2 separate regions of the Homo sapiens genome follow, and region 2 is linked to region 1. A link is an interaction called in ENCODE POLR2A ChIA-PET data of the cell type or tissue named here. Cell type or tissue: CD4-positive, alpha-beta T cell. All regions are shown on one strand. Each heading gives the region's core, and the rest is flanking DNA. Links, peaks and the distances in the headings are about the cores only. Region 1 holds the start of SMCR2 (Smith-Magenis syndrome chromosome region, candidate 2). Region 2 has its middle 60 kb from the start of TNFRSF13B.

Region 1 (2,902 bases), core at 151-2,650:
TCCCAGCACTTTGGGAGGCCAAGGTAGGCAAGGCAGATCACTTAACTCAGGAGTTCAAGAGCAGCCTGAACAACATGGCAAAAACCCATCTCTACAAAAAATACAAAAATTAGCTGGGCGTGATAGCGTGCACCTGTAGTCCAAGCAACTTGGGAGGCTGAGATGGGAGCGGTGCTTGAGCTTGGGAGGCTGAGATGGGAGCGTTGCTTGAGCTTGGGAGGTTGAGGCTGCAGTGAGTCATGATTGTGCCACTGCACTCCAGCCTGGGTGACAGAGTGGGATCCTGTCTGAAAAAAAAATATTGCCTAGAGCTAAGTGGGGCTCTCACCTGCTCCCTCTCTTCTCTCTGCTAGAGACCAGAGGCCTTGAAGGAAGGAAGCCCAAGGGTCTCTCCTGGCTCTGCTTCCCCATCACTGCCTCCACTTCCCCGCATCCCTTTCCCTGGCAGAGGCTTCTTGCCACAGGGCTCTGGGCACTCACAAGACCTACAAAAGAAAGGTTCACATTCACATTTGTCTTCTCTGTAGAAGTGCTGGAGGCTGATGGGGTGAGGGGGAGCAGCAACAGTTGGTGGTCCAGAGTTCTACAATGTTGAACTGTTTTAAATCGTCATAAGCCCAGGAGGCACGGATTGCTACACTCCTCGTTAGAAACCAGAGTCTCAAAGAGGGTGAGGAGGTACCCAAGGCCGTGCTGTTGGTGGCACGGTGGCAGAGCTGGGGCAGGAGTTCTGATTTTCCATCTCATTCCTCTGTTACTGTCTAAGCAGAGAGCCTGGGTGACAGCTACCTACACAGAAGAAGGTATTCTGGGAGAGTTTCCTCCCCTCTCTAGGCCTCTATGTTCTCTGCAAAATGGAGATAATAAGACTGAAATGCACATAGTAGGTGCCAAATAAGTACTAGCTACATGCTTGCTAATGGGAGTCCTCCTGCACACTCACACTCTGCCTGGGCTCTGTAAGAACAGCCCGGAGCCTCCATCCAGTTTTCATCGCAGAGGAGGCGGGGCGGCAGCGTGGGCAGGAGCTCAGGCCAGGAGAATCCCTACTCTAAGTATGACTGTGTGATCTTGGGCAAGTGACTTCATTCCCTAAGTGTGTTTCCTCATCTGAACAAGGAGGCTATTGAAATGCAGGTGAGACCTAGTGAGACAGCGGCTGCGGGAATCACCTGGCCACAGTAAACGCCCTTGCATCCTATTGAGTGAGCCAAGGATAAGCGTGGTCCCTGGCAGGGTGCAGGATTCTATCCTGAAATACACCCCCTCCACTTTCTCCTATTCCAGTCCACCGGGGCCTCTCCTCCAGGCAGGAAACATGATCTCCTTTTGACCTATGAGAAAACAGACAGGAAGTTCAAGGCCACACAGATGTGAGTGTTAAGAACCCTGGGGGGAAGGTGTCTGAAACCCAAGGCTGTGTGTGTGTGTGTGTGTGTGTGTGTGTGTATGTGTGTGTGTGTGTGTCGGGGTGTGCTGAGGGGTTGGTCAGCCAGGTGATTTAAATGCGGGTATAGAACAATAGGTAGTGGTGGGGCCCCGAAGAACTTAGATTCCTTAAAGATATTTATTTTCTTTCTCTTTCTCTTTCTCTTTCTTTCCTTTCTTTTCTTGCTTTTCTCTCTCTTATTTTTTTTTTTTGAGATGGGGTCTCACTCTGTCCCCCAGGCTGGAGTGCAGTAGCACTGTCATGGCTCACTGCAGCCTCGACCTCCCTGGCTCAAGCGATTCTCCCACCTCAGCCTTCCAAGTAGCTGGGACTACAGATATGCACCACTATACCTGGCTAATTAAAAACAAAACAAAACAAAACAAAACTTTTTTTTTTGTAGCGATGAGTCTCACTATGTTGCCCAGGCTAGCCTTGAACTCTGGGCTCAAGTGATCCTCCCGCCTTGGCCTCCCAAAGTGCTGGAATTACAGGCATGAGCCACTGCACCTGGCAACGTATGTCAACTTCAAAATTTTCACTTTTTGCTCTGCTTTCCAATCAAAACAAACCTAGCAGCCTGAGTTCGGCCTTTGAGCTGCAAGTTTGAGACTCTGCCCCAACACTGACTTTATTGAGCCTCTGCATTGCATAGCGTGCACACCCCTGCTCACCCTTCTACCTGTGTGCAACTAAGGATGACAAGCAGGGTCAGCAGCAGAAGTGTCTTGGGGCTAGCTCTGCTGACAGTGATCCCTGATCAGTTCCTAGTTCTCTTCTGAGAAGACTGAGCCCTCTCAACCAGCATCATTCAGAGCAGTCTCAGGATGGTTAGGCCTATGGCTGTCCTCCTCTGGAAGGGCCCTCGTTTGTTCAGAAGCCTCCCTGGTTAAAGCAGGCAGAGGAAAATCACTCTTGAAAGCTCAACTCACTAATCACCTCCTCCAGGAAGCCTTCCCTGAATTCCTTGACAGGACTAGGTCATTACTCTGCATGCCTGGGCACCACAGCACTCTTCATGGGTAACTTTCACATTGCAACCCAGGGTCTAACCCAGTGTCTGACCCACAGTGGGCTCTCCATGCATGAAATGGGTGACTAAACTCACCTGCTGTGTGACTTTGGATCAGTGACTTCACCTCTCTGAGCCTTGATTTTCTTATCTGTAAAATGAGTTGAGGCAAGACAGCATTCAGAGGGTCCTTGCAGATGTGATTAAATAAATTAAGAGTCTTCTTGAGATGGAGGGATTAGCCTGGATTATCCAGGTGGACCGGAATGGAATCACAAGGGTCCTCATGAGCAGAGGCAGGAAGGTCAAGGGAGGAAGTAGAAGCTGGGACAATGGAAGCAATTGTTTTCTTGCCTGTTCTAGCTTCTGGAGGTCACCAAGGGGTCACAAGCTGAGAAACACAGGCAACCTCCAGAAATTGGAAAAGGCAAGGAAGAGATTCTCTCCTGGAGGCACCAGGA
Region 2 (2,902 bases), core at 163-2,662, 760 kb before region 1:
ACTTTGCAACCTGATGGCTGAAAGTTAGTTTTCCATTGTTCAGTTGTGTTTTTCTGATTTTTGGGAGACTGGACATTTCCTGTGTTTGCTGACCATCTGCTTCTCCTCTCCTGCTCTGTGCACCATCACCCTGCTCCAGCTGCTTCCTGGAGCCTCCCTCCTTCCTCTCCACCTGCTCACATCCTCCTCGTCCTTCAGTTTCTTCCCAAGGGCCCATGGACTTTCTTTGGCTTTTACGTTCCTCTCACTCCGCCTTTGGCTGTTGCTGGGCTTCCCATCCCCTGGGAAGTTTCAGAGGATCGGGAAGACACAGGAGTGCAGTCGCCATGCGGTGCAATACGGGCCATAGTATTCATCCTCCACGGCCTTTATTGAGGACTTACTGTGTACCAAGAACCTGCTCTAAGAACGTAACTGTGCTCCCTCACTTCATGCTCATAACCACCTGTGAGATGGGCAATGTTCTCATCCCCTTTTATGCAGAGGGACAGAGAGGAGTAGAGGCACAGAGGAGTTCCATAAATTGTCACCAAGGCCTTCCACTGGTGTGCGGCAGGGTCAAGATTGAAACCCAGGCTGTCCAGGCCTAGGGTTCAGCCTTTCCAGTGCTCTGCTAGGTGTTGGACAGGGCCAACGAGACACAGAGAAAGAGCATCACCTGACTTGGGCTGGGTCAGAGATGGCTTCCTGGAGGAGGTGACAGCTCAACAGAGCCTTGAAGGAGGATCAGGAGGAGCTGACTAGGCAATGAATAGAATAAGTATGTCCAGGAAAAGGGAAGGGCCTTCTCAGTGATGCTGGGAGGCTGGAGAGCTGTCCTGGCCCAGGATGTGTGCCCGGGGGGCAGGAGATCAGGCCCAAGGGGTGGCCAGGGCCGGATCTAGAAGACTTGGGCCATCCCACAGTCGATACCTGATCCCAAGGCCAGGCAGGCCTTCCACTGCTCTGTGCGCACTGGTGGGCAGTGCCCCCATGGGACCCCAGGAGCCTGGACCCCAGCCACTCACCTGGGCTCCTGAGACCCAAGGCGCAGGCACGGGGGTGGGAGGGGGTGCGGCTAATTTACATCTTAACAGGTCAAGGGGAAAACTGCACGTCTCACTGTGCAGATGGAACCCACCGCTGGATGGACCTAGGACACAGCCTGGATTCACAGCCTTTCCCTGCTGCTGTGTCCCCACACCCCAGGCAGGGAGCGAATCTGTTCTCTGATCTTCTTTTGTGTCCAGTTAACCATGTCCCCAGATACGGACCTGATCAGGAGCTCAAGTACATAAACTTTCTGAGAATTGAACAAAGCGGTGACCAAAGGCTGCCTCGACACAGGATGATGTTGCTTAGAGCCCTGGGACCACGAGTCAGGACCAGCCGGAATTGTGACCTGGTGCTGGCAGAGGCTGTCTGGTGCTGCAGAATCAGCCCTGGCCAGTTGTTCCCTGACGCACACTGGGACTTTGGCTGAGACACTTCCCGTCAGCTGTAAAACAAAGAAGACTGTCTTTCCTATTAGATATGCCTCAAAAACACAAAAGTGCTTTGAACCTGCCAGACTTCCTCTTGAAGAGTCACAAGCACACAAGAGAAGGCTCTGAGAAAGAAGGCCTGCAGTTTAAAAAAAAATACTTTGGCTTTCTTTTTTTTTTTTTTTTTTTTTTTTGAGACGGAGTTTTGTTCTTGTTGCCCAGGCTGGAGTGCAGTGGGCGATCTTGGTTCACTGCAACCTCCACCTCTCGGGTTCAAGTGATTCTCGTGCCTCAGCCTCCCAAGTAGCTGGGATTACAGACATGCGCCACCACGCCTGGCTAATTTTGTGTTTTTAGTAGAGATGGGGTTTCACCATGTTGGTCAGGCTGGTCTCGAACTCCTGACCTCAGGTGATCCGCCTGCCTTAGCATCCCAAAGTGCTCGGATTACAGGCGTGAGCCACCACACCTGGCCGCTTTGACTTTGTTTAACCCAGCATTTTTCAAGCTAATTTGACCACAGAGATCTAGCAGCATCTGTTAACCGGACAAGCACATGAGGCACAAGCAGAGGGCTCTAAGAATCACCCTCCTTGGCTGCTGTCTGGTCTCAGGGTGCAGGGGAGAGTCTCTCCTGCATCCAAGTCTGCGCTGCCCAGAGTGTGAGCCCAGCCCACAGAGCTAGTGCCTGAGAGGAGTTTTTCCTTTCTTTTTCTGTCAACGGAGCTTCTCTCTCAAGCTTCTACTCCGCCTGGCTGTGTCAGTCTTAGGGTTTTCCTGTTTCTCTTTGGGGCTTCATGGGGGTTCTGAGATTTTATGTGGGTTGAGATGGTGGTAGAAGAGGAAGGGCATGGACAGCTCCTCTGGTCAGTTGGGCAACTGCCATCTGGTCAATAGGGCACTGTCTCCCCTCAGGTCCAGTGGCTTTGGTGGCTTCCAGGCCATGAATGGGTCCTGGAAACTCCCCAAAGCTGCCCTTGTCCAATAGAACCCGCTACCGGCCTTCCACTCAGCCACTGCTTCACACTATGGCAGGGTGTGCGGTAGCTCCCTCCCTCTCCACTCCCCAGCCCAAACTAGGGGAGAATCAGGGGTCTGTCTTTAATTTTTTTTGTATCCTTTGATTTCAGACTTGCTTTTGAATAGATAGTATTAGTCAGGTGGCTTGAAACCCAGAAAGTATTGAAAGATATGATAGAAAGTCTTTTTTTCCTTCTTTTTCTCCAGCTGCCCAGTTCTTGCCTCCCCTTGAGTAAATAGTTTTATCGAAATATTATTCCCGTGCCATAAAGTTCACCTGTTTAAAGTGTACGGGTCTATGTTTTTTAGTATTAATGTATTTACAGAGTTATGCAACTGTCACCATAATCTAATTTTAGAACATTTTGATCACCCTAAAAGGAAACTTTGTCAGTCTTCATTCCTCCCTAGCCACAGGC

The links. ChIA-PET counts read pairs that join two places held together with the same protein. Peaks named below come from ENCODE experiments on the same cell type or tissue, not always from the same donor. Only the 100,000 strongest peaks of a DNase experiment are listed, where the experiment ranks them.
Region 2: POLR2A ChIA-PET joins it to region 1 with 5 read pairs; 1 of 35 experiments calls an interaction of 5 or more read pairs at or near these places.

Annotation. Positions count from the first base shown.
Region 1 is chr17:17,675,038-17,677,939 of GRCh38, forward strand. SMCR2 (Smith-Magenis syndrome chromosome region, candidate 2) reads right to left here and starts at 2,651. Exons shown (of 4, transcript NR_131243.2): 1 at 2,538-2,651; 2 at 1,173-1,334; 3 at 329-485. RefSeq lists an enhancer at 367-995. In CD4-positive, alpha-beta T cell, for the core only: no CTCF peak of the experiment used is centred there; a DNase peak (open chromatin) is centred at 1,424.
Region 2 is chr17:16,910,341-16,913,242 of GRCh38, forward strand. No RefSeq gene overlaps it. Among named protein-coding and RNA genes, the nearest start is that of TNFRSF13B, 60 kb to the right of the region's middle. RefSeq lists an enhancer at 239-408. In CD4-positive, alpha-beta T cell, for the core only: no CTCF peak of the experiment used is centred there; a DNase peak (open chromatin) is centred at 1,491.